Linked DNA regions of Homo sapiens: region 2 is linked to region 1. A link is an interaction called in ENCODE POLR2A ChIA-PET data of the cell type or tissue named here. Cell type or tissue: A673. All regions are shown on one strand. Each heading gives the region's core, and the rest is flanking DNA. Links, peaks and the distances in the headings are about the cores only.

Evidence for each region. ChIA-PET counts read pairs that join two places held together with the same protein. Peaks named below come from ENCODE experiments on the same cell type or tissue, not always from the same donor. Only the 100,000 strongest peaks of a DNase experiment are listed, where the experiment ranks them.
Region 2: POLR2A ChIA-PET joins it to region 1 with 5 read pairs; 11 of 35 experiments call an interaction of 5 or more read pairs at or near these places.

What each region holds. Positions count from the first base shown.
Region 1 is chr20:49,249,937-49,255,617 of GRCh38, forward strand. It overlaps ZNFX1 (zinc finger NFX1-type containing 1), which reads right to left. Exons shown (of 14, transcript NM_021035.3): 10 at 4,559-4,713; 11 at 3,730-3,875; 12 at 2,784-2,894; 13 at 1,591-1,686. Among named protein-coding and RNA genes, the nearest start is that of ZNFX1, 25 kb to the right of the region's middle. In A673, for the core only: no CTCF peak of the experiment used is centred there; a DNase peak (open chromatin) is centred at 3,215; H3K27ac peaks cover 1,443 bases.
Region 2 is chr20:49,194,057-49,199,737 of GRCh38, forward strand. It overlaps a transcript of STAU1 not described here. Among named protein-coding and RNA genes, the nearest start is that of STAU1, 8.6 kb to the left of the region's middle. In A673, for the core only: no CTCF peak of the experiment used is centred there; no DNase peak of the experiment used is centred there.

The DNA of each region.
Region 1 (5,681 bases), core at 391-5,390:
CAAGATACTTGTTTGATGTTAATATTTAAAAAAGCTGGCTGGGTACAGTGGCTCACGTCTGTAATCCCAGCACTTTGAGAGGCCGAGGTGGGTGGATCACCTGAGGTCAGGAGTTTGAGACCAGCCTGGCCCACATGGTGAAACCCCGTCTCTACTAAAAATACAAAAATTAGCTGGGCGTGGTAGTGGGCGCCTATAATCCCAGCTATTCAGGAGGCTGAGATGGGAGAATAGTTTGAACCCAGGATGCAGAGATTGCAGTGAGCCGAGATCATGCCACTGCACTCCAGCCTGGGTGACAGACAGAGTGAGACTCCATCTCAAAAAAAATAGAAAATAAAACAGCCATCCACAATCCAACCATTATAGCTGAAAGAACAAGCAGTGCTGTGAGGAGGATGATGATAATGACAGAGCAGCTAACTTACTGAGCACTCCACTGTGCTGACTGCTTTATATACATTACCTCCTTCCATACAGTAATGGGATATGGCAGGAGCCATTATTCTTATTGTCCAGAAGAACCTGATACTCAGAATTTATTTATTTATTTTAAAAAAAGAGACAGTCTTGCTATGTGCCCCAGCCTGGTTTTGAACTCTTGGCCTCAGCTGACAATTTTTTTTTTTTGAGACAGAGTTCACTCTTGTTGCGTAGGCTGAAGTACAGTGGCACGGTCTTGTTGGCTCACCACAACCTCCACTTCCCAGGTTCAAGCGATCCTCTCGCCTCAGCCTCCCAAGTAGCTGGGATTACAGGCGCCCACCACCATGCCCAGTTAATTTTTGTATTTTTAGTAGAGACGGGGTTTCACCATGTTGGCCAGGCTAGTCTCCAACTCCTGACCTCAGGTGATCCACCCATCTTGGCCTCCGAAAGTGCTGAGATTATAGGCATGAGCCACCACACCCAGCCAGGCACATGCCACCGCACCCAGCTAATTTTTGTATTTTTAGTAGAGATGGGATTTCACCATGTTGGCCAGGATGGTCTTGATCCCTTGACCTTGTGATTCGCCCGCCTCGGCCTCACAAAGCTCTGGGATTACAGGCGTAAGCCACCGCGCCTGGCCAGAATTCTTATATAACTTGCTTAAGGTTACATGGCTAACAGGCAGAATTGGGATTAAAAAACCCTGGTCTGTATTTCAATTTTCTCCCAGTAACCAGCTTTTAAAAAGCTGGCTCTACTCCCTTCTGAAGGCTTTCTTTTTTTTTTTGACAGGGAGTCTCTCTCCGCTGCCCAGCCTGGAGTGCAGTAGCATGGCACGATCTCAGCTCACTGCAACCTCCACCTCCTGGGTTCAAGCAATTCTCCCACCTCAGCCTTCTGAGTAGCTGGGATTACAGGTGCTTGCCACCATGCTCAGCTAGTTTTTGTATTTTAGTAGAGACAGGGTTTCACCATGTTAGTTAGGCTGGTCTCGAACTCTGACCTCAAGTGATCTGCCCACCTCAGCTTCCCAAAGTGCTGGGATTACAGGTGTGAGCCACCGCGCCTGGCCGCTGAAAAGCTTTTTTATCTTGAGGAAATTATAGCCTTTTTAGGTTGCTGACACCATCCAAGAAAGATCGGGTAAGACAGACTCACCTTAATCTTCTCATACTTAAGAACAGATGGATGATTCTCCAGATCCTGGTAAATGTGGGGGGTCAAAAGGCGGGCAATTTCAGGGCACATACGGTGCTGAAAAAACACATGCATGTCATTAGAAACATGGGCAGAGCACACACGGACAATTTCTTTAAAGATAAGGTTGCTGTTAGAAAATTTAGGGAGGGCCAGTTGTGATGGCTTGTATCTGTAATCCCATCACTTTGGGAAGCCAAGGCAGGAGGATCACTTCAGGTCAGGATTTCAAGACCAGCCTGGCAACATAGTGAGCCCTCATCTCTATTTTTCTTTCTTTTTTTTTTTTTTTTGAGACGTGTCACCAAGGCTGGGGTGCAGTGGCGCAATCTCAGCTCATTGCAACCTCTGCCTCCCAGGTTCTAGTGATTCTCCTGCCTCAGCCTTCCAAAAGTAGCTGGGACTACAGGCATGAGGCACCACGCCTGGCTAATTTTTTGTATTTTTAGCAGAGACAGTGTTTCGCCATGTTGGCGAGGCTGGTCACGAGCTCCTGAACTCAAGGGATCCGCCCGCCTTGGCCTCCCAAAGTGCTAGGATTAAGGTGTGAGCCACCACACCTGGCCTCTATTTTTCTTTTCTTTTTTTTTTTTCTGAGACAGAATCTAGCTCTATTGCCAGGCTGGAGTACAGTGGCATGATCTCGGCTCACTGCAACCACCGCCTCCCAGGTTCAAGCAATTCTCCTGCCTCAGCCTCCTGAGTAGCTGGGATTACAGGTGCCCACCACCATGCCCGGCTAATTTTTGCATTTTTAGTAGAGACAGGCTTTCACCATGTTGGCCAGGCTGGTCTCGAACTCCTGACCTCAGGTGATCTGCCCACCTTGGCCTCCCAAAGTGCTGGGATTGCAGGTGTGAGCCACCGCACCTGGCCTCTATTTTTCTTAAAAAAAAAAAGGAAAGAAAATCTAGAGAGATAGAGATTATCATTTGAAAAAAATAAGGAGAAAGCATAACATAAACAGCTCCTTTGTCCAACAAAAACTCAACACGGTGATCTTGTGGTGTTTTAAAACAGAAAATGTAAGGTTGACAGAGTCATTTCAGTATTAAATTATTTTTATTTATATGAGACCTCTTTTGCTGGCAACTGGCAGCTTCCCAGGAGCTTTCTCCTGGGCATTTGGTAACAACAGAGGCCCAGCTTCTCACCTGGTAATTCAGACGGACAAAGGGAATGTTTACTTTCACTAGCCGTTCAAAAAGGGACACCTCAAGGTTGAAGTTCTTGGCCAGATCATACACGTTGGCACTGGGGCGCAGCTGAGAAGAGAAACATGGCTGAGGATTCTCTACTGATAAAGTCATTTAACCATCCATACTTCCATCCATCCAACCAACCATCAAATGTTTTTCAAGTGTTGACTATGTGCCAGGCACTATTCTACATACTCACAGTTTAAGGATTAATAATGACAAGGGTTAAGGATTAGTAGAACTAAAGGTGATATGACAGAGTGCCCCATGGTGGGTTTTTTCTAGCTAGGCCTCTGAACAGTGACATCTGAGTAGACACTAGCATGGCAGAAGTTGCCAGTTCTTCAGTCATTTGAAAAGCAAGATCCATAATGGGGAGCGGAAAGGACACAGTGGGACACCAAGAGCAAATGGGATGAAGTCAGAGAAATAAGCTGAAACCTGATCACATAAGCCTTTGTGGGCCACTTTAAGAAGCTTGATTTTTATGCAAGTGCAATGGGACACCACTGGAGGGTTTTCAGCTGGAAAGTGATATTATCTATCTACCTTTTTTTTAAAAAAATTCACTTTGGCTCCTTTATGTAGAGTGCATTAAAAGGTAGCAAAAATGGAAGCAGAGAGACTGAGGAGCATGCTATTACAATACAGTCCACTCAAGAGGCCATGGTGGACTAGGTAAATAGCAGAGGGAATGGATGAAATAAATGACGTTGCCACTAAAATATACCCCAAATCTAATAGCATCTGCTCTTAGACTGAACGTGGGAGGTGAAGACAAGAGGAATCACAAGAAGCTACTAATAAGCTTGAGGACTGTTGAAGCAGAGGCCAGGGTCTTCCTTTATGATCTCACCCCCACGGAGAGCCAGCCCATCTTCTAGGGGGACTCTCGTTTTACCTGCTGGTGGTCCCCAATCAAAATGAGGTGCTGGCAAGCTTTGCTCAATGTGGCAATGGTATGGGCCTCAAGGACTTCCGCAGCTTCTTCCACTATGACAATCCTCGGCTCCACCTTCTGTAGGATCTGGCGGTATTTGGCAGCACCTCAAGTGAGGAAAGAAGAGAAAGGCTCCTCTGAGCTGAGGCACAGGACCCACAGGGCCACTGGGCCTCTGGGAATCCACTTCTGTATCTTCCCTGAACCTGCATCAGCGACAGCTGGTCCTTATAGTGTTCTGGGTGGTCTCCAGAACATTAAAACTGTGTTGGTCACTGTTGGAGTTTCAAACCCAGCAGGAGAAAGTGAGTGAATTTCTTTTTTCTTTTTTTTTTTTTCTTTGAGACAGTCTCACTCTGTCACCCAGGCTGGAGTGCAGTGGTGCGATCTCAGCTGACTGCAACCTCCACCTCCCAGGTTCAAGTGATTCTTGTGCCCCAGCCTCCCGAGTAGCCAGGATTACAGGCACCCACCACTACACCCAGCTAATTTTTGTATTTTTAGTAGAGATGAGATTTCACCATGTTGGCCAGGCTGATTGCAAACTTATGACCTCAGGTGATCCACCTGCCTTGGCCTCCCAAAGTGTTGGGATTATAGGCGTGAGCCACTGCGCCTGGCGAAAGTGAGTGAATTTCACCAAGAGTTCTCAAAATATGGGTGCTTTCAGTAGCTTTTCATGGTATTTTCCTCTAACCTACCAAAGAAGCTCCTCTTTACCTGTCCTTAGATAATCTGGCACCAGAAGTGAACTTAGATGCAACAGGCAAATTTCTCCACAGTTTCTTACCTGTGGTTGTCATTCCTACAACCTGGGCATCTTTAAGAATGTGCAGGTCTTCCTGGAGTCTCAGCTCGGCCATTCTTTCTGCTGATGTGCGGTACTGGCGTTCATAGCTGAGGATCTTCCGGCGGGTGTCAGCCTGGTACAACTGTAGCCAGAGCCTGGAGAATGGGAAGAACCAAGGAAAGAAAGCCACATGCTCTTTGAGAAGGTGGAAGAACGCCCTTCAGTGTGCCCAGTGTATGAAGTGAACCTTGGACCCTTGGAGCATAGTGACAAACAGAGAGATACATTCAGGGACCTAAGAATCCAAAATGCCCAACAAAAAGATGTGCAGAGTAGTCAGGAGCTAAGGAAAGGGGTGAGATAAAGAACAAAGGTTAACTATGGGAAGAAAATAAGAGACTTTAAAAACTTTGGGAAGAATTCTCCCAGCTGCAGCATCCCTGCCTAATTTCCCTCCCCTCCTCTAATTCTCCATAGAGTATTTATTTTATTAGTAAAACTGATGATGTCACTAATCGCTGTAAAACTTTCCAACGGCTTTCTACTACTTTTTTTTTTTTTTTTTTAAAAGACGGAGTCTTGCTCTGTCACCCAGGCTGGAGTGCAATGGCGTGATCTTGGCTCACTACAACCTCCACCTCCGGGTTCAAGCGATTCTCCTGCCTCAGCCTCCCGAGTAGCTGGGATTATAGGCACCGGCCACCACGCCCAGCTAATTTTTTGTGTTTTTAGTAGAGACGGGGTTTCACTGTGTTAGCCAGGATGGTCTCAATCTCCTGACCTTGTGATCCGCCTGTCTCGGCCTCCCGAAGTGCTAGCATTAAAGGCGTGAGCTACTGCGCCCGGCCTCTCCTACTCTTTTTTTTTTTTCCTGTAGAGATGAGGTCTCACTATGTTGCCCAGGCTGGTCTTGAACCCTGGGCCTCAAGAGATCCTCTAGCCTCAGCCTCCCAAAGTGGTGAGATTACAGGTGTGAGTCATTGTGCCTGTTACCTCTCTGTTCTTTTCTGAGTTTTTATACCCATTTGTAACTTTTTATTTGTGGAATTACGTGATTAATTTGTTACCCTGGATAGACTCCATAGGCTCCACGAAGGTAATAATTAATTTGTTACCCTGGATA
Region 2 (5,681 bases), core at 484-5,483, 56 kb before region 1:
TGGGGCAGGGGGAATTAAATGTGTACTTCATATTACATACCAGGGAACATACCAAATTGATCAAATATTTAAATAGAAGAAAGGAAACTGGGCTGGGCACTGTGGCTCCCACCTGTAATCCCAGCACTTTGAGAGGCCAGGGCGGGCAGATCACCTGAGATTGGGACTTGAGAGACCAGCCTGAGAAACATGGAGAAACCCCGTCTCTACTAAAAATACAAAATTAGCTGGGCATGGTGGCGCACGCCTGTAATCCCAGCTACTCAGGAGGCTGAGGCAGGAGAATCACTTGAACCTGGGAGGCAGAGGTTGCAGTGAGCCAAAATCGTGCCATTGCACTCTAGCCAGGGCAACAAGAGCGAAACTCCGTCTCAAAAAAAAAAAAAAAAAAGAAAAGAAAAAGAAAAAAGAAAGGAAACTGGCCAGGCATGGTCACCCATGTCTATAATCCCAGCACTGTGGGAGGCCAAGGTGGGAGGATTGCTTGAGCCCAGGAGTTCGAGGCTGCAGAGAACTATTATTATTACTATTATTATTTTGAGACAGAGTCTCGCTCTGTCGCCCAGACTGCAGTGCAGTGGCACGATCTCAACTCACTGCAACCTCCACCTCCTGGGTTCAAGCAATTCCTCGTGCCTCGGCAGCCCAAGTAGCTGGGATTACAGGCGCACACCACTACACCTGGCTTATTTTTGCATTTTCAGCAGAGATGGGGTTTCACTCTGTTGGCCAGGCTGGTCTCCAACTCCTGACCTCAAGTGATCCACCCACCTCAGCCTCCCAAAGTGTTGGAATTACAGGCATGAGCCACCCTGTCAGCTTGTAATGAGCTATGATCTCACCACTGCACTCCAGCCTGGGCAACAGTGAAACCCTGTGTCAAAGTAAAAAAAAAAATAATAATAACGGGAAACCATAAAAGTACCAGAAGAATTCCTGCAAGAATGTTTGTATCACTCTGAAGTGGAGAAGACTCTTTTAACTATAACACAAAATTCGGAATCCTTAAAGGAAAAGATCAATTCATTGACTCAGGAAAATAAAAAATGTGATAAGAGGAAATACAAAGACAAATGATAAACTGGAAAAAATTTGCATCTCAGAGAGGATGATTTCACAAATTTCATGACATGTAAGGAATTACTTTGAATAGCAGAATGATTAACAACCCAATGAAAAATGATTAAAAGATAGCAACAGGCTGGGCGCTGTGGCTCACGCCTGTAATCCCAGCACTTTGGGAGGCCGAGGCAGGCGGATCACGAAGTCAAGACATGAAGACCATCCTGGCTAACACGGTGAAACCCCGTCTCCACTAAAAATACAAAAAAATTAGCCAGGTGTGGTGGCAGGTGCCTGTAGTCCCAGCTACTCGGGAGGCTGAGGCAAGAGAATGGCGTGAACCCGGGAGGCGGAGCTTTGTGAGCCGAGATCGTGCCACTGCACTCCAGCCTGGGCGACAGAGCAAGACTCCGTCTCAAAAAAAAAAAAAAAAAAAAAAAAAAGATAGCAACAGACAGTTCATGGGAAAGGAAAAACAAATGGTTCTTAGAAATAACAATGTAGGCTGGGCGCCGTGGCTCACGCCTGTAATCCCAACACTTTGGGAGCCCAAGGTGGGCAGATCACCTGAGGCTGGGAATTTGATACCAGCCTGACCAACATGGAAAAACCCCGTCTCTACTAAAAATACAAAATTAGCCAGGCATGGTGGCACATGCCTGTAATTCCAGCTACTTGGGAGGCTGAGGCAGGAGAATTGCTTGCACCCAGGAGGCGGAGGTTGCAGTGAGATAGCGCCATTGCACTCCAGCCTGGGCAACAAGAGTGAAACTTCCTCTCAAAAAAAAAAAAAAAAAAAGAAAAAAGAAAAAAAAAAAACAAAGAAACAACAACGTAATGGCTGGGCCGCTGGCTCATGCCTGTAATCCTGGCACTTTGGGAGGCCGAGGCGGGTGGATCACTTGAGGTCAGGAGAATAGCCTGAACCCAAGGAGGCGGAGGTTGCAGTGAGCCGAGATCACACCACTGCACTCCAGCCTGGGCGACAAAGCAAGACTCCATCTAAAAAAAAAAAAGAAAGAAAGAGAAAAAAAGAGGCCGGGCGCGGTGGCTCACGCCTGTAATCCCAGCACATTGGGAGGCCGAGGCGGGCGGATCACGAGGTCAGGAGATCAAGACCATCCTGGCTAACACAGTGAAACCCCGTCTCTACTAAAAATACAAAAAATTAGCCGGGCAAGGTGGCGGGCGCCTGTAGTCCCAGCTACTCGGGAGGCTGAGGCCGGAGAATGGCGTGAACCCCGGGGGGCGGAGCCTGCAGTGAACTGAGATCGCGCCACTGCACTCCAGCCTGGGCGACAGCGAGACTCCGTCTCAAAACAAAACAAAAAAAAAAAAAAAAGAAGAAGAAGAAGAAGAAAAGAAAGAAAAGAAATAGCAACATGAGGCCAGGTGTGGCAGCTCACGCCTGTAATCCCAGCACTTTGGGAGGCCGAGGCCGGCAGATCTCCTGAGCTCAGGAGTTTGAGACCAGCGTGGCCAACATGACGAAATAAAAATAGCCCGGCGTGGTGGCGCATGCCTGTAATCCCAGCTCCTCTCGAGGGGAGAATCATGAATCGTTGAAACCCAGGAGCCGGAGGCTGCAGGCTGCAGTGAACAGACATGGCACCACAGTACCCCAGCCTGGGTGACAGCGAGACTCTGTCTCAAAAAGGAAAAAAAGAAAAAAAAAAAAAAGAAACAGCAACGTGAATTCAAGGATATTAACAGAAGCACAGTTTGTAATAACAAAAGTTTAGAAATAACATCAATGGTTCGGACGTGGTGGCTCACGCCTGTAATCCTAGCACTTTGGGAGGCCGAGGCAGGCGGATTGCCTGAGCTCGGGAGTTCAAAACCAGCCTGGGCAACATGGTGAAACGTCTCTACTAAAATACAAAAAAATTAGCCAGGCGTGGCGGCATGCACCTGTAGTCCCAGCTACTCGGGAGGCTGAGGCAGGAGAATAGCTTGAACGCGGGAGGTGGAGGTTGCAGTGAGCCGAGATCGCACCACTGCACTCCAGCCTGGGTGACAGAGTGAGACTCTGTCTCCAAAAAATAAAATAAAATAAAACAAAATAACATCAATGTCCATCAACCTAAGCTTGGCTAAATAAGTCATGACATATTCATACAATAGAATAATGATCAGTAGTTAAGAAAAAAAAAAAAAACGAGGAAGGACCCCATAAAGAGAATGAAAAAGCAAGTCGCAGATTTGGAGAAAACATTTGTAAAATAAAAAGTTGTATTTGGAATACATACATATATACATATACATAATTTTCTTTTCTTTTTCTTTTCTTTTTTTTTTTTTGCGATGGAGTCTTGCTCTGTTGCCCAGACTGGAGTGCAGTGGCGCGATCTCAGCTCACTCCACCTCTGCCTGCCGGGTTCCACTGCTTCTCCTGCCTCAGCCTCCCGGGTAGCTGGGATTACAGGCATGTGCCACCAGGCCCAGCTAATTTTTGTATTTTTAGTAGAGACGGGGGTTTTGCCATGTTGCCCAGGCTGGTCTCGAACTCCCGACCTCACGTGATCCAACCTCCTCGGCCTCCCAAAGTGCTAGAATTACAGTCATGAGCCACGGTGCTGGGCCTACGATTTTCATTTTTATTTTTTTCTTCCAGTCAGAATCTTGTTCTGTTGCCCAGTCTGGATAGCTTGATCTTGGATCACTGCAGCCTCAAACACCTAGGTTGAAGCAAACTTCCTGCCTCAGCCTCCCAAGTAGCTGGGAATACAGGTGCACACCACCACCGCCAACTCATTTTTTTTAATTCTTATTAGAGACAAGGGGCTCACTATGTTGCTCAGGCTGGTCTCTAACTCCTGGCCTCAAGAAATCCTCTGGCCTCAGCCTACCAAAAGTGCTGGGATTATAGGCGTGAGCCACACTGCCCAGCCATATCTGGAATATATTAAGAACTCTTACAGCTTAGCAATAAGAAAAACAAATGGGCAAAAGATCTGTACAGACATTTTGCCACAGAAGTTTATAAAAGTATATGAGTGGCAAATGAGCATATAAAAAGATGTCATTAGGAAATGCAAATAAAACACACATATACATACACATGGGATATACCATTACACATTTATTAGAATGTCTAAAATTAAAAATAAAAATAGGCCGGGCGCGGTGGCTCACGACTGTAATGCCAGCACTTTGGGAGGCCGAGGTGGGCAGATTATGAGGTCAGGAGTTCAAAACCAGCCTGATCAACCTGGTGAAACCCTGTCTCTACTAAAAATAGAAAAATTAGCTGGGTGTGTGCCTGTTATCCCAGTTTACTCAGGAGCCTGAGTCAGGAGAATGACTTGAACCCAGCAGGTGGAGGTTGTAGTAAGCTGAGATCATGCAACTGCACTCCAGCCTGGGCAACACAGCAAGACTCCATCTTACAAATAAAAAATAAAGAAATAATATATAAAAATAAGAATGGGATGGGCATGGTGGCTTATGCCTGGAATCCCAGCACTTTGGAAGCCCAAGACAGACAGATCACTTGAGGTCACTAATTCAAGACTAGCCTGGCCCACATGATAAAACTCCATCTCTACTAAAAATACAAAAATGGCCAGGCACTGTGGCTCCCGCCTGTAATTTCAGCACTTTGGGAGGCCGAGGCGGGCAGATCACGAGGTCAGGAGATCAAGACCATCCTGACTAACACTGTGAAACCTTGTCTCTACTAGAAATACAAAAAATTAGCTGGGCATGGTGGCATGTGCCTATAGTCCCAGCTACTTTTGAGGCTGAGGCAGGAAAATCGCTTGAACCCAGGAGGCAGAGGTTGCAGTGAGCCAAGATCGTGCCACTACACTCCAGCCTGGGTGACAGAACAAGATGAGACCCCGTCCCCCTGCCCCCCCGCCAAAAAAATACAAAAATTAGCTGGGCGTGGTGGTGGGCACCTGTAATCCCAGCCACTCGGGAGGCTGAGGCAGGAGAATCACTTGAACCCGGGAGGCAGAGGTTGCAGTAAGCCGAGATCGTGCCACTGCACTCCAGCCTGGGCAACAGAGAGAGACTCCATCTCGAAACAAAACAAAACGGACAACACCAAATAGGAGAATGTAGAGCAACTGGAACTTTTTGGACTACAGGTGCATACCATCACGCCTGGCTGATTTTTTTTATTTTGAGATGGAGTCTCGCTCTGTTGCCAGGCTGGATTGCAGTGGCGCGATCTCGGCTCACTGCAACCTCCACCTCCTGGGTTGAAGTGCTTCTCCTGCCTCAGCCTCCCGAGTAGCTGGGACTACAGGCATGCGCCACCACGCCCAGCTAAGTTTTGTATTTTTAGTAGAGATGGGGTTTCACCATGTTGGCCAGGATGGTCTCAATCTCTTGACCTTGTGATCCGCCCACCTCGGCCTCCCAAAGTGCTGGGATTACAGGCCTGAGCCACCGCGCCCGGCCATGTTTATTTTATTCTTTATTTTTATTTTTATTTTATTTTTCTTTTATTTACTTATTTTTTTGAGACAGAGTCTTGCTCTGTTGCCCAGGCTGGAGTGCAGTGGTGCGATCTTGGCTCACTGCAACCTCTGCCTCCCAGGTTCAAGTGATTCTCCTGCCTCAGCCTCCCGAGTAGCTGGGATTACAGGCGCCTGCCACCACGCCCAGCT